Regions from separate parts of the Mus musculus genome. Here regions 2 and 3 are each linked to region 1. Evidence: chromatin loops called from intact Hi-C (ENCODE). Cell type or tissue: left cerebral cortex. All regions are shown on one strand.

Region 1 (8,000 bases):
GTACAACAGAGACCAAACAGGGGGTTCTTTTGGAACTGTTACAACTACAACATGCAGATGAGAAATATCTCTTTAAAGTTATACAATATGCTCACACTCAGAGCGTCTAGGAATTCAAAGCATAGGCAAAATACGCAGGCTGTGTCACAGTCCGGAGCTTGTCATATAAAACATCTGACAAGCAGGCAAAAAGCCAGTGTACAGGCAAGGCTGGACCAAATTAAAAGAATACCAGGGAGAAAGGCCATTCTTAAAAAAAAAAAAAAGAGGAAGGTAGCAGGTATGTAAATGGCTGTCTTCCATCAAGGCAGGCCAATGCATCAAGTTTTATCACTGACTACATTTCAGTGAACTTCTTCCCAGCCTGAAGGTGAACAATCTTCCCTATGGCTTGAAGGATTCAATGCCTGGCATTTTTTTTTTTCCAGCACACCTTGCTATCCTATTATTGGACAATGCCTTATTATAATATTTGAATTTCGTGTGGCAAACAGTGTCATATAATGCCCCGCAATGCTACTCTCTGAAACGGAATGCCATAAATAAAATATGGACTTGGTTACCAGGCAGCATGCGCAACACATATGGTACATTGGCCCGAAAAACACATTTTAAAATGCTTAAAAGTTAACTTAACAATTTAAGCTCTTTATACCCAGTCTCTGAGAATTGTCCCCTAAAGGCCAATCTTATTTTCTATTGTCAGGAGAATATCTGGATTAATTTGGTTCGTTTACTAGCTTGAAATTCTTTTCACCCGCTCTGGTCTCCACCCTCACCCACCCACCCACCAGCTCATTCTTTATCTTAAAGGGGATAAAGAGGGCCATATATCTCAAGATGTAATTTTAAGCTTTATGCTGCCTATTTGAATTAAAACTGATGCAACTCCTGATACCAGCCTAATAATCAATTCTCCATTCTCATTACTTTACAGAAATATATGGACGCAGACCAATTTCCTAAGTTTGTGGACCACTCTCAGAGCTTATTACCCGGCAGTGCAGCTGAGTGGAAAGATAACCACATCCATTCGCCTTATCTGTAATGATGCAATGCACCCCAGCCCTGGGTCTAGATGATTGGGGAATAATGGGATTGTAGGACTGCAGGGATGACAAACAAAGCTGCTGGTATCTCGCCAATACACTGAACCCTATGACTCCCGAGCAAGGTGGAGGCTCCGAAAACAGACGCTGCCCGCCGGATTCTGCCCCTTGGAAGAAGTTAGCATCTTTTGGCCAGGGAAGCATCTGCTCTCGCACTGAGACAGCAATACCAACAACTGCGAGAAGAGCCATGCAAACACACTGTTTCCGAGCCCCAGCCAGGACAGTGCGAGTGAGTATCCTGCTTTTCTTTGTGTTTGGAATCAAGTGTCATCTAAAAATAACCGGTTGGTAGGGAGAAGTCACTGCACAGTACAATGCCAAGAACGGGAGATCAGAGACTACTCTGATAACTGATGCAGCTCTGGGCTCACGTTTGTTTGGAAAAACTAAATCTGCCTCCATTTTCTGTGCTAGAAAAATCATCGCTGTCTGTCACCACAGAAACCTTACCTTTTGCAGAAGCTGGGAGCCCGAGTACTTGGCAGCGATGGATTTTATCTCCCCACCAAAAGCGGAGGCCCACAGCTTCACTCTATGGGGAGAAAAGAGCAGAGGGAAGAAATGTAATACCAGTGTCACCGTCACACACGCGCACACACCGGGCTGTGGCTGAAAGAGCAGGGCGATAGAACATTAAAGGAAAAAGGAAAGAAAGATTAAAAAAAAAAAAAAAAAAAAAAACTCTCTCTTACAAACTACCCGCACCAAGATGTAGAGCGCAGCGCGGGATGGGGTCCGGGGTCACCGGAGTTCAGAAGGTGTAAAGCCTGGCTCTCTAAGAAGACCACGGGCTTTCATAGAAACAATTGCCTGGTTACTTAAACACCTAAAATGAGCATCACCTGGCAAATACTACTCTGAAGAAATCCACCCATCCCCACCCCCACCCCACTTCCCGGAAAAGTAGGATGGCAAGGTAGCAGAAAAGGGGACCATTAAACAGCCCGTGGAAGTTGCAGTCTGTAAACAGGCTCTAAACTTGGCGCTGTCACTTGAGGTGAACCTCTCCAGGTCTTACTCCCCAGCCCCAGGGAAAGGGCGAGAAGGTTCCACCCTAGTCTCCCGCCACTGGGTGCTGATGCTGAGAGGCAGGTGCAAGAGGCGAGGCCCGCACCCGCCGTGGGTCCTGCCCAGCCGCACCTGCAGGCGCCCAAACTTGGGCGCCCCGGGTCTCTCTCGGGCGCTAGCCGCCCCTCCCGGGGAGTCCCAACACCAGGCACTTACACGGAGAGCGGGATCTGCTGCTCGGAGCGCACCACGTCCCCCAGAGCGGCGTAGAGAAGCGCGGTGGCTAGGAGCGCCGAGGCCCCCCGGGACGCGCAGCACAGCGAGCCCGGCCCGGCCATCCTGGCGGCGGCGGCGGCGGCGGCGACTGGAGCGGCCGCGGAGAGCTGCGCCGGGCGGGCGGTGGGCGAGCGCGCTGGGCTGCCTGCTCCGCCGCGCGCCGCCCCTCCTGCCTCTCGCGCGCCCGGCTCACTTGGGGAGCAGGGGGGGGGGGGAAGCAGCGGGGTACGGGGGGAGGGGAGGGGAGGGCGGAGAGGAGGCGGGAGGGAGCACTGGGGAGTAGGCAGGCGCGGGAGGAGGGAGCGAGACGCGCCTCTTGCCGCGGCAGCTGCCCAGCCCCGCCTCGGCGGCCCCGGGGAGTCCGGCGAGCCGCGGCGGGAGGGCGGGAGGCGCCTCGCGGGCGGAGACTCGCAAACTCAAGTGTCCTTGGCCGCCACGGCTCGTGCCTCGCCCGGTCCGGCCCACTGCGGCCGCTGAGTTCTTTACAACTCCGCAGTCCGCCGCCACGGGCGCGACTCTCGGGTGGCCCCGGGCGGTCCCCAGGCCCTGGCGACCGGAGCGGAATGGGGGTGGGCGGCTCGGGAGCGAGGCCGAGGACCCCGATGCTCCACACTTTGCCAGTAGTTGATCTGGTCAGGAGCCCCGGGGACTGGTCAGGGGCGTTGTGGTGGGGGGCTGCGGAGCCTAGAGGTGGTGCGACCCCCTCCCGATTCCCCTCACGGTTCCTTGGGAAGAGGCAGAAGTCTGGAAGAAGCCAGCGGGCGGCGGCAGCGGCAGTGGACCGGCTCGTATAGCGGCAGAACGGGCTGGGGATGGGACAAGGGGGTCGGGTTCTAGGGAGTGCACCGCGGCGTGGCCGCCCATCGCTGCTCCACCGCCGCGGCGACTGGAGGAAAGCGCGGAGGGTGGCGCTGCAGTCGCGGCGCGGGCACCCGGCGGCCGCACAGCTACCGCTGGCGTTCCGGACCACGGGCCGGGGTGCTTTCAAGCCTACTGAAGCTCGGGGTCCGGGGTCCGCACTGCTACACGGTGCACCCAGGGACCAGGATGCCCGGGCGGGAAAGGAAGCAAACGCAGCGGAAAGTCCAACCTGACCGGCAGACACCCTTAATTCTGCGGGGGGAGGAGGGGGGTTCAGATTGCTCCGAGCACGGAGGTTCCGCACACCAGCCCCCGCCCGGGAAGAGGCAGCTGAGCGCGGGCGAGGCTTCTGAATACCCACAGGGAAAGCCCCAGGATGTCTCTTTTGCCGCGGCCCCACCCTTAGAAAAACCTTGTCCCCCATCCTCGTTCAAGCTCTAGGGTGTGACTAGGAACTTTGTGGAGCCCTCGCGCGGGCTGACGGTAAAGACCCGAGTGAGGCTGAGTCATCCTCGCCTGGCGGAGCAAACTCGGGCGACCTGGGGCAGCCGTGCGCTCCTGACCTCGCCTAGTCTCCGAACGCGCCCCCGCCGCCTCGGTTCTCCTTATGTGCATGTATTTCCGCCTCTGGGATTTACAGGGGTTCTCCCCCCCCCCCACACCCACACCCTACCTAGTTCTTTGCACTCAATTGCAGAGAACTGAGTAAGGGTAGGGGTAGTATCCGGCTAGGATCCAGCATGGCTCTCCCTCACAGCAGTCTCCGGAAAAGTTATCTTGGTGGTGAACGGTTTGGATTACTGAGTCGAATGTGAGGGGCTCGTTGCCAGGCTTTTTTCTGAGTACTGGTAGACCCCAGCCTCCGTGGGCTTAAGGCCAGTCACACACCTACCTAGGGAAGCAGCACCAGGAACCCGGCCCACCAGTGCCAAGTGCACCCCACCCACGGGCAGTGTCTCCATGGATGACTAACTAGTTATAATGAATTCTCTGCTTCTGAACACACCTCCAGCCTATGAACGCATGCCAGCCCTTTCCAAACTGAACCAAGCACAGCCTGACCCCGGGGCTAGTGGTCCATATGGCTTTGACACTCAAACTGGAGGCTGGGAGGAAATTTAATTTTCTTGCCAGAATGCAAGAGTTTTCTAAATGGATGTTTGAATGAATGAATGAATGAATGAATGAATGAGTACATACTAGCCCCGATTCATAAGGTTTCATTGTCCCCTCTATGGTGGTGTATGGTAACAGCCCTTCTCCTGCATCCATCCGTCCAGTCAGTAATAGCCAAGCATCTTGGTCAAAAGGGACACAGAAGGGCATGCGGTGGGTGCTGGAGGTAAATCAACCAGGCAAGCTGCCCTTCTGGGATGTGTAGATCAGGAAGGGACAGGCTTTTCTCCAAAAGCAATAATGAGAAATATATAATTATGCACTCTGACAGAGTATCAACAATAGTGTGTATGATGAAAGAAATACATGTTCCGCCCTGATTAGTCGTGTGCCTTTAACTGATGAGAGATTGACACAGCAAAAGGATAAGAAGCAGCCAATGTGAGGGCACCAAGGTCGTGACCATGGTTGGAGGTTAAGTCACTATCCATGCCACTTGGCACAGGTGGACTCCACAGTTGTAGGGCAGCTAGAGATCTTAACCCAGAGAAAGGATTTTGAGAATTAGTAACTATTAAACAAAACAGTCCGGTACACTTACATTTAAGATGGATGCACTAAGTATTTCCTACTAGCTCAAAAATGATTTAAAGAATCTCAAAGTCTATTAAGAATCTGGGAAGCTGCCACTCAAGTCTTCTATTCCTTTTCATCATTACAACATTCCCTGAAGAAAGAGGTCTTAGTGTAAACTACCACTTGACAGAGAGGTATAATGACACCCAGAAGGGCTAAGTGACCAGTCCAAGGACCACAGCCAGTTAAAGGAAGGTCACATGGCATCAGTCCAGGGTGCTCTAAACAGCCATGGTACCTTCTGTGTTAAATGCAACATCCAACATTGAGGGTTTGGATCCTGCTATTTACACCTGGAAGCAGGCACTTCAACACACAGCTTTCAGCTGTAGCACAGAGTCCAGCCAAAGGAGACCATCCCTTGCTGACAGAACACCAGTCCTGCCTAATATAGAGCTCGCACTGGGTCCCGCATCAGTGGGCTGCTAGTGAGATGGTAAGGGCTGTGAAAAGCCAGCCAGAAGCAGAGGCTTTAAAATGCTCACCTGCTCCTAGTCTAAGAAACTCCAGGGAGATCCCAGAGAAGCATTTCTTGGAGGAGAGTTTTTGACATCCCACCCTACCCCACACTACCCCACCCCACCCCACACCTGAGCGTTTGAGCAAGGAAAACCCCTATATTTGTCATCACACCTTGAGGCTGTGAGGGTATTTAGTAAGTGGAAATAGGACCAGTCACACACAAACGTTATCCTAACCCTTAGGGATTTTCAAATGTCCCACTGGATATCAAGGAGGAAAAAAAAATTACACCTAGAACTACTGGAATTCAGAACTTAAATCTATTTTACCTATTAATATATAAATACAAAAGAGCTTGTGCATGGTTTTAATAAACTGAATGCCACTTCTGTGTTAAGTGAAGAAAGGTAACTTTGATCCTTATCAAGAGATTTTGTTTGGTAAGCAGATTTCTGTTTGTTGGTTTGTTTGTTTGTTTGTTTGTCATTTTAAAAAAAGTCACTTTCTCCACAGCAACCAGGCTTACTCACCCTGAGTCGCTCTCACAGCCCACCTGAATGGGTTTGCTTTGACATGACTTCGACATACACAGAGGCACAAACATGGACTGGCCATTACATCCTGCATTTAATCTTGCGTGAACTTTCCACATGATGGAATACCTCTTATTTTATTATAATAACATAATTTTTATTAACTTTTTCAATATTATCAGATCAAGCATCATTGATGTTTAAAAACAAAAAAATCTGACTAAAAGCTGGCCATAATGAAAATTTCAATCAAGTCTGGCAGGTAGGGTTTATCTGGGTAAAGTCTTATAGGCTGAAAAGGGATAATGACCCCAACTAGAAGGTTATGGTGGTGTTAATGGAGATGCAAACTGTTTGAAGGAACAAAACACCAAATGCTTTAGTGAACTTTCCACCCAGCTTTATCTTATACTTATTAAATGAGAAACACTTTAGAAATCCTGGGCCCTCAAGAGATGACTCATCAAGTAAAGGCACTTACCACCAATTCTGATGACCCGAGTCAGTCCCTGGAACTCATCGGCAGAAGGAAAGAACTGACTCTTGAAAGTGTACACAGTGGTACACAGACAAAGACAAACACATGAGCATACACACATAAATGTAATAAATCTTTGTTTTCTCCATCCTGAGGACACAGACAGCCTTTCCCCAGCCAGGCTCTGCTTTGGTTCTATGGATGCCTCAGGGCAATGATGCTGCTGGGCCCTCAGTTGAAGCCCGGCTCCCTGCTTCCCCATCACACCTGCACATGCTCACACAGAAGCCATCTCTCCCTACTACTGCCACCTGCTCCAGCACGCTACAGACTCATCCTTAAACTCCCTCTCCATTGATCTCTCCTCCTTTTTGCACCTACAAACACCACCTCTTTAGAAAAGAAAAATCAGACCCCAAGGTCAAGATCCTTCTATGCCTTCTGCATTAAATCAAAATGGCTCCTCACCCAGCTTTCTCTTCCATCATTATCCCTTGCTTACTGTGATCCAACCAGGCTACAGGTTAAAGCCAGGATTATTTTCTCCTGAGGCCTTTGCAGGTATGACGTCCTCTGCCAGATTCCCCTTCCCTCCGATTGGCCTGAGGTTGCTTCTCAATAGCTGAAATTTGTTTCTGTTTAGGAGCCATTGTAGCGAGAGCTTCAAGAGCCTCAGGTAAAATAGAAGTATGCACACAGTGGTGCTCTTAGCTGCCTTCGTTTCTTTTCCTAGCAGTGACCACTACCCATTGATTGGTTGATTGATTGAATCCCTCCCCACAAGTGTTAATCTCCTTCCTTATATGACTGCAAGTGGCTACAGTAAGATGTTCAGTGTTGCAAGACACAACACACATTTGCTGGAGCAGCTGTTGGACTGAAATTCCTTTCTCCTAAAAATCCCACCCTTCAACCTTCCTAGACACCATGACCCAGTGCCTTGCAAACAGCACTGAACACTCCCAATTCTGGAGGGAGATGTAAAGGAAAGAGATGAGGAAGATGTGTCCAGACACAACATCAAACGCTGGCTTTTGAGATATCAGAAGGTGGTGGTCACCACCTTTAGAGCCCGCCCTGTCATGTGTTGTTTCTAGCCCCGTGTGCTACCTGGGCTGGGGAGACTGCAGTGATGGCAGAGGTGCTCTGCTGCCCAGAGCAGTTCTACTGAGTCTGGAATGCAGCCCCAGGAATACACAGACCGGGAAACAGTCTGAGGTCCACTGTGTCCAAGCTCCTGCATGGAGTAGATGTTTGAGCAACCTTGATCTGAATTCAGCCAGATGTGATTTTCCTTTCCAATGTTTAGCCTTCCACTGACCTGGACAAAGTAGCTCCTTGAACCCCGACAGCACAGGCAATGGCAGGAAGTGGCCAGGCAACACACGCTATACCAGATGCAGCTCTTCTATTGAGCACTGCCCCAGCTCTAAGATGGTTGTCATGGGGAAGGGCAAAGAGCCACCCCAGAGGAAAGTATTTGGAGGGATCACCTGGCATGGATCATCTCCCCTAAGC
Region 2 (8,000 bases), 95 kb after region 1:
TACAGGAGGGCTTGCAGGCTGACCAACTCAGCTATCTGCCAGGTCCAGATCCAGAGCTTTTGAGTTGATCCACCCCAGCATCTACCCCATCTATGATACGATCTGCTAGAGAACATGAAGGGCCCAGTCCCGCAGATCCAAAGCTACAGGTTCTCCATGACACAGGACAACAAGATATCCAAGAGGAGTCCCAGTGGGGATTCAGTATAGATTGTGTAGCAGAAGCCTTGAAACACCAACAACTCATTGCAATGAATATTTGCAAGTGAAGATGTGTGAGCAAAAGGGTATACTGTGGGACATACTGCAACACACTACAGCTTCCAGAACAAGACACTTCAAAGTTTGGGGTTTGTTTTTATTATCACTTTATTTTCTTGTGGAGGGGAAGCTGCAAAGGCGGAGGGTTCAGAGGGATGGAGAGATGAGCGAGAATGAAACACATGGTATGAAATTCACAACGGATCAATAAAAAGCTAAAAAAGAAAAACAAAAAAGTATTTAGAAATCTAAAAATAAAAACCAATAAAGAAAATAAAATGTAAAGCCTTCCTCAAAGACACTATTTGTGCTACATGTTCATGCTAAGCCAATCTCAACGGCAGGGACGTGTGTCTCTATGACAGGGACGTGTGTAATGCTCCTGTCAGCAAGACTCATATTACTTACACATCCTCCCTAGCACAAACCTGACAAGAGTGCTCAGACAGGAGTGCTCAGGAAGGGGAGTGAGCACCTGTTGGTTACACCGGTTAAGGTAATTAATAGTAGCTTCTATGATAAGCAAAACCAACTCTGCACGGCTGAATGGTAAGTTGCATTTTTCATCCCTGCAAAGTCTGTTGTTGAGAGGTTCCGGTTGGGTACCTCCCTTGGCTGCACTCCACCAACCAGCACTGACTCAGGAATCAATGTTTCTTCCATTCTGGAAGGCTGCTATCTGCATCGCAGTCTCCAAAGCTGCCATGGGAGGGGAAAAGTGAGTTGGACACCATGTAACTGCTTGCAGCTGCCTTGGCTTTCAAGTGACACATCAGTCTGTCTCTGTGTTTGGTGGTGAGGATGTAGTCATGTGGTCCTGCACAGACACGGGGGGTGGGGGGGAGTCAATTGAGATGTGTGCCTGGGAAAAGGAAACAGATTTGTGGCCACCTGGCCAGCCTCTGACAATAAAAAGAAAACTCCCAATTCACGTCTAACACACCAGAGCTGCTCAGAGGCTCCACTTGGTTCAGAAAAGCAGAGTTGGAAGCAGCTAGGTCCTATGAAATGAGCTGATTGTACCCCCTTCTTGGACAGAAAAATGGGAAAGGAGGGGCCTCCTTCCTCATATAGTGCACTGCGGATTGTGTTGAGTATTTCAAAGGGGAGGAAAGAAGCGCTCTCCTTCCCCAGATACCAGAAACCCACCACACCCGCCAACTGGACCAACTTGTCAAGCCTTGTTCATACCAGCCATAGACTGGGGAAAAAAATGACATGGGCATTATCAACAGACTTCAAGCTCCATCTTTCATTAGATTTGGTAAGTAGTCCAATCCTCTGAGCTCTCAGTTGCTTATCTGCCTATTCAGAACTCCCAATGAACCTTAAATTCCCATTCATTTCCAGTATTTCCCATTACAACAGCAGCACCCTCAGGTTTTCCTAAAATGTTCGTAACCTGAGTTAAGGTCCCAAGAGTATATTTTCCTAGCTGTTTGTGTTTAGGGTGCCAAATTTACCTAAAAAATAAATCAATAGCAATCCATATAAACTCTGAATGTGAGAGGTGATGTCTCTGTGTAGAGGTGATGTATCTTCCATGCAAGTATTTCACTCCCAGAATGCACTTTACAGATTCAGATATCACAGCACCTGCTAACGCTTGGTGAGCATCAACTGGTCAAGGCAAGGAGAACAAGTGTCTGTAGCATGCTCAGCCACAAGTGGGGCATCTATATAACACACACACACACACACACACACACACACACACACACACACACACACACTACTTCCCTGTCAAGACTCAGTTATCATTGCAGAAGACAGAGCAGAAAGATTGTATGAGCCAGAGAGCAAGGATTCTAGACATGATAGGAGCATTACACACATAAAGTCACAGTGGCTATGGCCACATGCACAAGACCTTCGTAAGATCAATCCATATTCAGCACAGAGGGCAGGAAAATCCCCTGAGTTTCCACCCCTAGCTAAGGAGTTGATGACTTCCGAGAGGGGGAGAGTCAGTTTTCTTTAGGGATGTGATCTTTAGTCCATAACAATTCAGTGGCTAGCTCCACACTCATGAGTATGTGACTCATTGGTATAGCTTTAAAAAAAAAAAAGTAGAACACAAACTTAGGAGGATAGGGGGTGGGATTGAAGGATTGGAAGAGACATGGAATGGGTGAGTATGATCAAAACACACTGTATGAATGTATGGAATTTTCAAAATTAAAAAAAAAACAACATTATGCTTTCAAAGGCTTAGTGGGTATATCGGTTATTCTATTACTCCAGTCTGACAGAAATGACATAAGGGAGGATTTATTTTGGCTCTTGGTTTCAGAGATCTCAGGCAAGCATGGCAAGGAAGGTTAAGGCAGAATAGGTACATCATGATAACCAGGACACAGGCAAGATATGGCTCAGCAGGACATGCTGACACACAATCCCCTTGGTGACCCACTCCCTCCAATAAGGCTCTACTCCTACCATTGTCAACCACCCTATCATCATATCAGGAATCCTCCAAAAAGATTAGCCCAATCATCAGATTGAAGCCTTAAAGGTCTAATTCTAGTTGCATGTGTAGTAGAGGATGGCCTAGTCGGCCATCAATGGAAGGAGAGGCCCTAGGTCTTTCGAAGATTATATGCCCCAGTACAGGAGAATGCAAGGGTGAGGAAGCAGGAGTGGGTGGATTGGGGAGCAGGGCAGGGGGAGGGTATAGGGGTCTTTGGGAATAGCATTTGAAATGTAAATGAAGAAAACATCTAATAAAAAAATAAGAAAGAAAGAAAAAGATCTAATTGACTGGAAATACCTCACAGACACACCCAGGGGTGTACTTCACTTTTCTATTTTTTTGTTTTGTTTTGGGTTTTTTTGTTTGTTTTTTGTTTTATGTTTTTTGTTTTTGTTTTGTTTGTTTGTTTGTTTGTTTGTTTTTGTTTTTTTTTGAGACAGGGTTTCTCTGTGTAGCCCAGGATGTCCTAGAACTCACTCTGTAGACTAGACTGGCCTCGAACTCAGAAATCTACCTGCCTCTGCTTCCCAAGTGCTTCCCAAGTTAAAGGCGTGTGCCACCACTGCCTGGCATACTTCACTTTTCTTTTGGGTATTTCTTAGATCAGTGAAGTTAAGGGTCAGGGTTAAGCATTATAGTACACTATGCCAAAGATGGAGTCGTGAAGAGCGAGCAGCTTCCCTTCAAGGCCCACAGCGAAGATAATTATCGCTCCCTAGGAGGAAATAGCTTCATTTCGGGGAGAATTCCAATTCCTTCACCAACCACAGACCCTTGACTTGCATTTTTAAAAGACCCTTGTCTATGGTCCTCAGGGCTGGGAATACCAGGCCTATGCTTTGAGCAAATCTGATGACCCCAAGATTTTTGTGTCCTTTCAAAGAACATGCCACTGTTTGCAGAGTCTCCTTGACAGTGTTTGGTGGGTCCAGACAGGAAACTAGCTTGGCTTCCAACACCCCAAACAGTCCCCTTCGTGCAACTGGTTCCAGGAGCTTCTCTCTAAGCAAGCCTCCAACTCAGAGTGGCTCTTCCCTTCCTTAACTCATCAAAACATAACCGTGGCAACAGCTCATTCCCTCAGTTCTCTGCCAAACACTCAGTTAGCCAACCAACTTGATAATGTGATTCATGATCGCCTGTGATAACATTTCCCAAATAACACATGTTCCTTTCCACAGAGGCCTCCATGAGATAAATGACCTGCCCCTGTATAGACAAGGACACATGCAAATCGTGGTAGGGAAAGTCTGCTTGGGAGACAAAGCTGTCTTAGCAGTCCCACGCCCAGTTCAGCTGTGGCTGGAGGCTTGCCGAACCACTGAGGCTGGCTTCAGATCCGTGAGGCAGGTAGCAATTCCTCAAGGAGGGTGGATGGAAAAAAAAAAAAAAAAACCAGCTTAGTTCACTGCCTCAACTGCATCCATCATATGCATTTGCTTGCCAGACTATGTAAAAGACCACAATATGTTTTTGGTGTTTTGTTTTTTTTCCATTTCATATAAACATCTTTGAGAGGTCGTCACTACTTTTCTCATTAGGGTTTGTCATCCTAACTCCAGCCTTTTTTAGGAACTTTTCTTTCTTATGTTTCCTTGGCGGACCTTCACAGTCTGATCCACAAAATTGTACCTAAAGCACAGAAAGCCAGATTGAGAGACACATGCCAATTGCATCTGGGCTTACTCTAAGACTCTCGCTCCCTCTTTTAAGACTACATTGAGGCGTGACTGTGGCGGTGGCAGAGATTTCTGTTAAGGATTCCATTTAACTGACTATGGTTCACTGCTTGCTGAGAAAATATTTAAGGCCATGCTTCCGAAAGCAGCTTGCCACCCTCCCACGGGCACAAAACCTTAGTGATTTTACACCCCAAAATAGAGCAACACACATACCTCACTGCTGCCTTGTTTTGGTCCCAGACACACCTGGGTAGCCCTCGCATCTCATAAATTCAAATTTGGGGGAATCTTTCTGAGAAATAGACCTACTTAAATTTCCATCAGGCTGGCCTGAGAGGGCACCAGAGACCACATTAAGTGTTTGGGTCACCACATCAGAGAAGCAACCTCTAAGTAGGCTGTTCATGAGGAGTGGGATCAATTTCTGTCCAACCATCCACTTGCTATGTCTCAAGTGGGCTTAGCCATTAGACAGAGGCTGGGGAGCCAGGAAACTTAGGGACCTGCCAAGAATCAACCCTGTATGACCTTCTGCAAGGGACTTTTGGAGGCTCTGTTCCTCTGTTTTCAGGATGAGTTGGGGTGAGGAGAGTTTGGCTTCTGTCCGACTCAGCCTTTCCACTGCTGGGAGGTGGCGAGGGGGAGGTTTTCTGTTCCAAGAAACAGATGAAGGGTTGGATCCTTTCCCTAAAATATACCCAGAGACTGAGAACACTACATAGAGTTAGTGGCCTGAGATCAACTTAAGGTCTCCACAGCAAGGTACCCCCAAAACTTCCTTTTCCTAACAACATGACAACAAAGACAATGGATGAATTTTGTTTAAAAAAAACCTGAGAGTCATGCGTGAGTTCTCTTCCCTCCATCCCACCCCCCACTTCTAGCTCTCTGATTTCCTATCAGCACTATAGATACAAGACAGTCCCCAAAGGCATCCTGCATCTCATATAAACTGTCCGCTCTGGCTTCCTGAGCCCATTTCCTGCTGGTAGTTGTTGGGCCCAGCAGCTTCTGTGTCCCTGCCATGATGAAGCCCAAGCCACATCTGATGAACTCTTTTCTGTATGGAGATTTCCCTTGGCCTGAACCAACGATTCACATGGTTTTAAGATCTCAGTTCCTCTGTTCCCTTCCTAGGAAAATCTGCCTATGATCAGCAGTTTGCCCATCCTGCAATCACCGTGGTATGAAGGTTAATTGTATCATCTTGATTGGGTTAAGGATCTTCTAGAAGATTTGTACAGCACACTTCCAGGTCTGTCTGTGACAGTGTTTCCAGAGACAACTAGAATGTAAGGGCACTGAAGGGATTAGTGAATGATTAATTAATTGGCCAATTGATTCATGGTTTGATCTCTTAATGGATTCATAAGAGGGTGGCACTGTCAGGAAGTGGCTCGAGGCAGGATGTAGGTTGCTGAGGGTATTTTCCTGGGGATTCTATTTTACCCTGGTGCTTTTCCTTTACCTCTGATCCCTATTCAGCAGGATAACATTCACTCTGCTATACCATGTCCTCATCATGATGGACAGATCATCATGTGCACACTGAAGCCATAAGTCCAATCCTGCTTTAAGTCACTTTTCTCTGGTATTTAATCATCATTATACCAAAGCCTCATGCAAGTGTCTTTTTTGTTGTTGTTATCCAATTTTTTTTTTGACTTTTTAAAATCTTTTTTATTGGATATTTTCTTTATTTACATTTCAAACGTTGTCCCCTTTTCCAGTTCCACTCCCACAGAAGCCCTCTATTCCATCCCTCCTCCCGCTGCTTTTATGAGGGTGTTCTCCCATCACCATCTTCTGCCTCCCCACCCTTGAATTCCCCTATACTGGGGTATCAAGCCTTCACAGAACCAAGGGCCTCTCTTCCTACTGATGCCCGACAAGGCTATCCTCTGCTACATATGTGGCTGGAGCCATAGGTCCCTCCATGTGTAATCCCTGGTTGGTGGTTTAGTCACTGGGAGCTCTGGCAGGTCGGGTTGGTTAATACTGTTCTTTCTATGGGGTTGAAAACCCCTTCAACTCCTTCAGTTCTTTTTGTAACTTCTCCCTTGGGGACCCCTATTGGGGACCCCATGCTCAGTCCAATGGTTGGCTGTGAGCATCCACCTCTGTATTTGTCATTCTCTGGCAGAGCCTCTCAGGGAACAGCTATATCAGGCTCCTTTCAGCATGCACTTGTTGGCATCCACAATAGTATCTGGGTTTGATGACTGTATATGGGACGGATCCCTAGGTAGGATAGTCTCTGGATAGTCTTTCCTTCAGTCTCTGCTCCACACTTTGTCTCTGTAACTCCTTCCATGGGTATTTTGTTCCTCCTTCTAAGAAGGATCAAAGTATCCACACTTTGGTCTTCCTTCTTCTTGAGTTTCATGTGGTCTGTGAATTGAATCTGGGTATTCCGAGCTTCTGGGTTAATATCCACTTATCAGTGAGTGCATACCATGTGTGTTCTTTTGTGATTGGGTTAGCTCACTCAGGATGATATTTTCTAGTTCCATCCATTTGCCTAAGAATTTCATAAATTCATTGTTTTTAATAGCTGAGTAGTACTCCATCGTGTAAATGTACCACATTTTCTGAATCCATTCCTCTATTGAAGGACATCTGGATTCTTTCCAGATTCTATTATAAATAAGGCTGCTATGAACATAGTGGAACATGTGTCCTTATTAAATGTTGGAGCATCTTCTGGGTATACGCCCAGGAGTGTTATTAGTGGATCCTCAGGTAGTACTATGTCCAATTTTCTGAGGAACTGCCAGACTGATTCCCAGAGTGGCTGTACCAGCTTGCAATCCCACCAACAATGGAGGAGTGTTCCACTTTCTCCACATCCTCACCAGTATCTGCTGTCACCTGAGATTTTGATCTTAGCCATTCTGACTGGTGTGATGTGGAATCTCAGGGTTGTTTTGATTTGCATTTCCCTAATGACTAAGGATGTTGAACATATCTTTAGGTGCTTCTCGGCCATTCAAGTTTCCTCAGTTGAGAATTGTTTGTTTAGCTCTGTACCCCATTTTTAATAGGGTTATTTGATTCTCTGGAGTCTAACTTCTTGAGTTCTTTATATATATTGGATATTAGCCCTCTATCAGATCTGAGATTGGTAAAGATCTTTTCCTAATATGTTGGTTGCCATTTTGTCCTATTGACAGTGTCCTTTGCCTTACAGAAACTTTGTAATTTTATGAGGTCACATTTGTCAAATCTGGGTCTTAGCACATAAGCCACTGATATTCTGTTCAGCAACTTTTCCCCTGTGCCCATGTTTTCAAGGCTCTTCCCCACTTTCTCCTTTATAAGTTGCAGCGTATCTGGTTATATGTGGAGGTCCTCGATCCACTTGGACTCGAGCTTTGTGCAAGGAGATAAGAATGGATTGATTTGCATTCTTCTACATGCTGACCTCCAGTTGTGCCAGCACCAGTTGTTGAAAATGCTGTCTTTTTTCCACTGGATGGTTTTAGCTCCCTTGTCAAAGATCAAGTGGCCATAGGTGTGTGGGTTAGTTTCTGGGTCTTCAATTCTATTCCATTGATCTACCTGCTTGTCACTGTACCAATACC
Region 3 (8,000 bases), 140 kb after region 1:
ACAAGAGGTTTCACACTTCCAGCACAGAAACCTTTAGGGATCGGCCCCATCAACAGAGCGGGCCTGCTTGATGCTTGCCCTGTTCTCTTCTCCCAGTGTTCCGCTTCGAAAGCTTAACCTTTCACTGCTCAAAGCCACTCTTTCAGCTATCACTTAGATGACAAGTCCTCAGATGACATCATTAGGTCCAGGGTACACTTGTCCCAAGTCAGGAGACTGCTGAGAATCCAGTGGCCTAGACAGAACTCAACACACAGGTGTCCAATTATCATGGAAATAACAAGTCATTTATAACCACAGAGGCAGGAAGATGTATACAGCACAGGTCTGCAAAGGACCTACATCTCCACTCAAGGAAGACTGCCTTTTATGCAATTAAAATGAGCTTTCCATCTGTCTAAAGACCACTTACATAAGCATCCCCCCACCTTCTCTGCCCCCACAGGTCCTTCATCCCTGCTTCGAGCCATGTTTCTCTGCTTGTGAATGCCAGGCCAATGGCCACTGCCTGTACAACTCTATGCAGCCCAGGGCCAGCTGCTAAGGAGAGAAGGCCCCTAGCAGGTCACTTGCCTTAGAGAGGATGGCTTGCTTTGCCACTTTCTGAGCCTAGGAGATGTGGAAAGCAGGCTCTCACCATTCTCCTAGTGTCTGAAAGTCCATCTTGGGAACATGTCTCTAAGCAGCGTCGTCAGAAGGGGTAAATGAATGAGGTCCTGTGAACGTCAAGAGAGGGAGGAGTTGAGTCCATTTGAGCAAGTCCACTTCGTCATCCTTTCTGCAAAGAGACCTGCCCTGAGTATGTCTACATCCTTGCTTCTAGGAGTGCTCTTCCCTGTGCGTGCATTAGCACGGTTTCATCTGAAACCCACTTTGAGCAGTTTAGAGGCACAGTAAAGCCTTCCTGCTCCTGTGCTTGCCCATCTGTGAGAGGCCACATGAGTGACAAAGAAACTCACTGGCTGCCCAGGCTGAATTTTGCTGGGATCTTCCTTTGGTGTCTTGGAACGTTATAAGGAAAAGACAATTTGTTTATATCCCTTCAGGGAAGGAGTTTTGGCAACAATTGCTTACCTATTAGATTAAAGAAAACAATGTACACAAGAAAGCTGGCTTCAGCCTCCACCTCACAGAGAGCAGCCCATTTTGCAAACTTTTCTGTCGTGACTGCTCAGTTCCCTCTTACTAGACTGTGGTGCTTGGAATGCAAGCACTAGGCTGACTCCAGTCAGTAAGCTTGTGCCAGCTACACCACAGGTGCTCAATATATATATTTGTTGAATTAATGATCAGATGTAAGCCTGAGTCCACAGCACTAAAGCCATCTTTCCTTCCTCTATCTCTCCCTCCCTCCCTCCCTTCCTTCTTCCCTCCCTCCCTTCTTCCCTCCCTTCCCTCCCTCCCTCCCTCCCTTCCTCCCTTCCCTCCCTCCCTCCCTCCCTCCCTCCCTCCCTCCCTCCCTCCCTTCCTTCCTTCCTTCCTTCCTTCCTTTCATACTATAGATTGAACCTACAGCCCAGGTGCGCACTAGGCAAACATTCTACCACTCAGCTATATCTCCAGCCCTTTTTCATTCTTAAACTTCTTATTTTTAAGTTAAGTTTCCTAGGCTAGCCTTAAACTCACTCTGTAGTTCAGGCTGGCCCTGAATGATTCACCTGCCTTGGTCTCCTAAGTAGCTGGGATTGCAAGCCTACACCATCGGACCTAGCTATTCATTCATTCATTCACTCATTTATCTAGTCACTGTTTTGTGGCATTTTGTAGAGCTCTTCTGTTTTAGGCAAGTGCTCTACCACTGAGCCACATTTCCAGCCTCATGTCATATTTATGTGGTAATTTGTTTAGGCCACAGCCCCAGGTATTTGAGAAAACATTGCTATATCTAGAAGGCTGTTTTTGGAATGAGACTAACATGGTGGTGGCAAGGGAGAACCTAGATAGAGCCTTGTGTATACTAAACATGAAGTATGCCCTTAGCCTCCAAGATAAACACTTAGATGGGTGGACTCTGAGTAAAGAAAAGTATCCTCCATAGCATGGGTGTCTCATCCAAGCAGAAGTAGGCCTTAACTGGACCAAGATTGGCCTCCCCTGACTGAAAGCAAATGCTTTTACACACTGTCTTTGAACCTGAAGTGTAATTCTTCCTGGTGTTTGTCTTAACCCACTGTACAGAATTTAGACTTAGCACACATCTCCAGAATTCCATAGAACAATTCTTAAGGAAAGCTCTTAGCTAGAGTGACACACACCCGTATCCCCAGTCCTGAGGAGGCTGAGACCAGAAGATCCACAGCTCAAGACCAGCCTGTGCTTAGAAATACTAATACAGAACTGAATGTGTCAAGCTTAACTTTACAGTCTGGTCTTCACATTTCTCAGAAGAAAAGTTGGGGTGGAGGTGGGGCTGTGGGGCTGGAGAACTGGGGTCTAGGAGGTTGGGGATAAGTGGCTAGGGACTTGGGGGTGTAACTCAGTAGTTATAGCACTTGCCTAACCATGGGCACAGCTTAGCTAGGTTCTATCCCAGCATTGCAAAACTAATACATTTCTATATAAATACACATCCTGTTGGTTCTGTTTCCATGGAGAGCCCTATCTTATACAGCATCTAGTCGGTTAATAAGGAAATAGCTAACAGGGTATATATTTGCCCTCCTTAGCCTGGAAACAAGAGTAATGCCAGCCTCATAACTCATGTATGACCTTAAATAGCCAGAGTCACACCCATTTAGACCAACTCACTCGCCTGACTCACACACATTCTTGAACCGTTAAAAACCATGAGTCCTACTTCATGAGAATGGGACATTGAGGTTCATAAAGATAAGTTAACTTTCCCAAGTTTACACCTGATAGTAGTAAAGTACAAAACTGACCCAAATTCCTCACCTCTCCCTGATTTCAAGCTCTTCTGCCACATTTTAAGTCCATCTACTCCAATGCAAATGCCTATGTGATCTGTTTTAGCCAATGGGGTACAAGCAAATGCGTTGTGAGCAATGGGTATGTGATGGAGTCTATGCTTACCCTCAGTTCTGTCTTGCATGAGCATGGCCTGAATAGCCTGCTTGCAATGGGGAGATAGTCGGGCTAGACTCCAAGCATCCCCTATGCCCACCCCCAAGAAATGCAAGAGATCTCAATCTGAAAGAGCAGAGCTGTCTGGCTGAACAACCCCACACTGCTCTGTGTGACCTAGAGTTTGACTCCATGATATTGACTCTAGCTGGGTTCTCACATCTCAGCACACTGACCAGGCCTGCCTTCCTGCTCGGTCTGGGCTCTTCTGGCCACATCAGGGAATAGAAATGTCACAAGAAGGTATGTCCTACAGTTAAAACAAAACTTTTAATATGTCATGAAGAAGTCCCTTTGTAGTTTTACCACAAAAAAAAAAAATATAAGAAGCATTTTTTTTTTTGTCATGGGGTACTCAATAAACAGCAGACTAAGCACAGGAACCAGGCATGTCCCAGAAAAGTGGGGTTTGGCAACAGGGGGAAAAAAATGAGATTTAAAAAAAAATCTTGATATTTAAAAAAATAAGCACTGAAGTAGTCATGCTAACTTTTTTAGAATTCCTTATGTTACTCTATGGTTTGGGCTTTTCAGAATGAGCATCACACCTAAAGAGGTAGGTGTGGTTCTAGAATCAGCTTCAGTTCTGTGGCCCCCTAGTAGGCCAGTGCACCTGACAGGACCAGTACATGAGCTGCCTGGAGAGACCAGGTCTATGATCAGCCCAGTAGCCATGAGAGAGCAGAGCATGCAGGGAGGGCAAGGAGATCTGGGGGTGGAGGGGACACCCAGGGACACCCAAGGGAAAAGAACTGGGCTCCTGCAATCTGTTTCCTTCTGCCTGTGAATCATCTACATCCACACTCCCTCACAACCAGCACATTACATAAATAATGTACAAAATGAGCAAATCTCCACCACCGCCATAGATGAACTTGACCTTGAGCTATCACAGAGGAGCCAGGGGATGGACTTGGGGGGGCTGGGGCCTCTCCAGAAGGGCAAGGTCTGCTTGACTTCTCCACATCGCTAATGGCTTTTTAGAAGCAGTCACCTTGGAGGCCAAGTGTTTAGGAAACCATCTTCAATGTCAATTTCTCACCCAGTAAAATCTCTGAGGAGGGGAAAAAAAAATCAAAGTAGGCTTGCACACTAACAAGAACAAGGAACACTGAGCAATCTATTGCTGAGGACTTGGAACGATGGTGGCATCCAACTTTGGGTGAGAGTGGGTGTAGAAGGAGGATGATTGCTAATTAAATGACCAAAATTGTAAGCGATGAGCTCTTTTGAAAACTCTGGGAGCCAGCATCTTGATGTGCTTCCGCTGAAAGCCTTCAAAGGCTATGGAAAATATCATGGCCACAGTGAACGACGAACAGACATCAACTTGCTCCCTAGAGATCAAGCATGGATACAAGTAGGAGAAACAGCTCACAGCCAGGTTAGGTAACAAGAAGGAGGAATGGAAAACAGGAGAGGTGTAAGGAACAGTGATGGTTAGGGCCGGCGCTGTGCACCAGCAGCAGCAGCAGCATCTCACAGTCCTCCAGACAGCCCCATGAGGCCACTGCTGTCACTCCCACTATATAGCCACTATATAGATGAAAGAACTCTGCACTTAGGCAGCGTGCCTGAGATCAGTCAGCCAAGGGTGCCTGACCCAAACTCTTGGCCTAAGGCTTCGTCTCCTCCTGACTCCTGTCAAGCTACTTACAATAAGGAGTATCTGGACATTTCCCATCTGGGTAAAAGCGGCTCGAGTTGCAAAGTCCTTCACTTTGTATCAACACAGGAAATGATTGTTCTCAAAGTACAACATTTATTTCTGAAATGAGCTTTAGCTAGCAGAGTCAGCCTTAGTCTGCCTTAAATGAACACCACGTGAATTTGTTTTAGTGGAGAGTGCTTCCTCCACAACCCCCTCCCAGATGTTCTTTCTTTCTCCTCCTCCTCCCCTCCTCTCCCTCCTCTTCTTCTTCCTCCTCCTCCCCTTCTCTTCCTCCTCCCCCTCCTCTTCCTCCTCCTGCTTCTTCCTCATCATCTTCTTCTCCCAGTTTTTGTTGATGTTTTCTTGTTGAGACAGGATCTTGCTATATAGCACAGCATAGCCTTGAACCAGCAATCCACTTGCCTTCACTCTCCAGTGTTGGGATTATACCAAGTACTTAAGGACTCCTTCTTAGAAATGTTAGCGTCTGGTCCTTTATTCAGCATCTGTCTTAATTACTTTTCTACTGTTGGGACAAAACACCATGACCAAGGCAACTTAAAGAAGGTGCTTTGTTTTGTTTTGTTTTGTTTTGTTTTGTTTTTGTTTCGAGCAATTTCAGAGAGACAAGAGCCTACCATGACAGAGAAACATGGCAGCAAGCAACAGGCCTAGCAGTTGGAGCAGGAAGCTGAGTGTTCACATCTTAGGCTGTAAGGACAAAGCAGAGAGCTCACTTCAAAGGAGAGTTTAGTCTTTAAACTCTCAAAGGCCACCCCCAGCAATGAACTTCCTCAAGCCTCCCCAAATACTGCCAACAACTGGTAAACACATATCCAAGATTACTGGGCACATTCAAACCATGCCCTTAGAACCACCACAGCGCCCATTCATTATGTTGGAAAATACTATTGAGAACCTACTAAGTTCTAGGCACATGCTGGTTTTTCGGATTGAGCAGAAGAGATCCCTGCCCTAAAGGGGCTCAGAGTCTATATATGAGACTGTTAAGGACTGGCCATTCAGAATCCAGTTTCCTGAGTGTCAAAACAGATACATGACACAAAGGAAAAACAAGCAAGGAAAGCCGTGTTAGAGCCAACAGTATTCCAAATAGGGGAAAAACTGAGAAAAACTCTCTAAAACCAGAAAGGAGATGAGGGCACCCACTTTCTCCAATTTTATTCATTAAAGTACGTGTAATCATAGGTAGAAAAATAAGACAAGATGTAGAAATGCGAATAGGAAAGGAAGAAGTCAAGTTATTCTGATCTGCAGGCAACGTAATCCTGTAAGCTGGTAAACACACAAAGATTGAGAGAGAGAAAAGAGACAGACAGACTGACTGACAGACAAGCATCACAGAGACACAAAGACATGAAGACACAGAGTGACATTAATTAAGTAGGTATTTCTTGAAGAAATTAAAAATCAGGGGATGTTTTACGAAATGTTCCACATCCTTAGCCTCAGGGAAATGGAAAGTAAAACACAGAGGCTGGACAGAGTAGGGTATGTCTTTAATCCCAGCACTCAGGAGGCAGAGGCAGGTGAATCACTTTAAGTACAGGGTCAGCCTTATCTACATAATGAGTTCTAGGCCACCCACCGGTATATAATGAGCCCTTGTCTCCAAAACAAAAGTAGAAACTTTATCTCCTTCCAGTCTTAATGGGTGGCATTAAGAAAGCAGCAAATGCTGATAAGGATGGGGAGACAGGGAGCCTAATTTATTGCTGATGGGGATGTGAACTGGTGAACTGGTGTAAGCACTGTGGAAATCAGAAGGGGGTTCCTTAAAAAACTAAAAATAGAGCTACCTAATCCATACACACCTGTCCTGGCTGTTTACCTGAAGGATTTAAATCAGCACAGCACAGAGATATTTCAAAGTCATGTTTGTTGCGGCTTTATTTTCAATAACCAAGATATGAAACCTGGCTTGATGTTTAGATTCACCAAATGATGAAGAAAATGTGGCATATATACACACAATAGAGTTTTATCTAGCCATAAAAAAAAAAAAAAAAAAAAAAAAGTCACGTAAGCAAATGGATGGGACTGGAGATCATTATGTTAATCAAAGTTAGCCAGACTGGGGAAGACAAGTATCACGTCTTCTTTCACGTTCAGATTTTAGATTTAAATTTATGTAGATGTGTACATATGTAAGACATAAAAGCGGAACGGGACTGTGGAGATGTTGGGAGCAAGAGAAGAGGGAAAAGGAAGGCTAGGGCGACCCAAAGCTGAGGGGGCGGGATAGGTAGAGAGCTACAAGGGAGGGGGAGTCAAAGCAAAACACAATAAGCAAAATTCTCTAGCCATAAAGTCTAGAAAACTGAGTAACCATCTCCAAATGACCAAGTAATTGTCAAACTCCCAACCAAGTCACCCACAAGCACACAATAAATTAAAAAATTAAAAATACAGCATTATGCGCACAATCCACCGACCGCTTCCTCATTTGATTCCGACCAGTACAGCACACTCCCAAAATAAAACAAAAGAGTCAAACATTTCAGCTTTCCAGAACTGGACTAAAGCCAGTACACTGGGTTTCTGCCGCAGAATAACCAAGACCCTTTCAGTAAGCCTATAAATACACTTCAGCAGATGCTAGAACTCAAGAGGTCTGAGCGGAAGGCAGCCCACTGGTCCTCGGAACGGTGTGCACGGCCTCCTTTCTTTACTCCTCCTCTGCAGTAGAAGGCTATGCTTTGGTAACTTCCAAATGATAGGTTAGTCCCCAGAAAATGCTAGGGAGGCGTGTGCCCCCATGGAGAAGAGAACGACTCGTGTCCTAGATGCACAGGTCCCCTCTAGGGTTCCAAGGAATACGAGCAACGAGAGCCACAGTACACTTACTAAGCTCCCTGCCCAGTGGCTCCTCTGTGTCGACCTCTCAGGATGCCAAATTACAATTCAGGGATGCCAACCCCGACTACCCTAGTGTTAGAGTGGGCATGAGGCCATTTCCACATATTTTTCTAAGTAACTATGTTCATCCGAATTGAAAAGGGGAAAGGGCCAGCAACTCCCTTTAGGAGGCAAGAAGAGCACAAAAGGACCCTGGAGCAAGGGTTGCAAACGGCAGGAACAATTAAAATAAACTAGGACTTTCCCCCATTTTGTCCTCTGTTGAAAATAGAATGAATATTTAGGTGTTTAATCCACAGCCACTGAACAAACAGATATTGACAACGAGCACGTGGTTGTTTGAATAAAATGGCCGCTGTAGGCTCACAGGAAGTAGCACTATTAG

What was found. A loop is a pair of places that touch in the nucleus more often than their neighbours do. Peaks named below come from ENCODE experiments on the same cell type or tissue, not always from the same donor. Only the 100,000 strongest peaks of a DNase experiment are listed, where the experiment ranks them.
Region 2: a loop joins it to region 1, with 11 times the contacts of the local background. A loop is called at or near these places in 4 of 42 quality-filtered maps.
Region 3: a loop joins it to region 1, with 11 times the contacts of the local background. A loop is called at or near these places in 4 of 42 quality-filtered maps.

What each region holds. Positions count from the first base shown.
Region 1 is chr14:29,719,310-29,727,309 of GRCm38, forward strand. It overlaps Cacna2d3 (calcium channel, voltage-dependent, alpha2/delta subunit 3), which reads right to left and starts at 2,555. Exons shown (of 38, transcript NM_009785.1): 1 at 2,337-2,555; 2 at 1,563-1,644. The coding sequence starts at 2,458. In left cerebral cortex, a CTCF peak has its summit at 3,277; DNase peaks (open chromatin) are centred at 180, 1,178, 1,560, 2,323 and 4 more places; H3K4me3 peaks cover 4,238 bases; H3K27ac peaks cover 3,688 bases.
Region 2 is chr14:29,813,938-29,821,937 of GRCm38, forward strand. No RefSeq gene overlaps it. Among named protein-coding and RNA genes, the nearest start is that of Gm35281, 21 kb to the left of the region's middle. In left cerebral cortex, no CTCF peak of the experiment used is centred here; DNase peaks (open chromatin) are centred at 913, 3,892, 4,522 and 5,037; H3K27ac peaks cover 1,418 bases.
Region 3 is chr14:29,862,837-29,870,836 of GRCm38, forward strand. No RefSeq gene overlaps it. Among named protein-coding and RNA genes, the nearest start is that of Gm35281, 70 kb to the left of the region's middle. In left cerebral cortex, no CTCF peak of the experiment used is centred here; DNase peaks (open chromatin) are centred at 441, 657, 3,831, 4,228 and 1 more place; H3K27ac peaks cover 5,462 bases.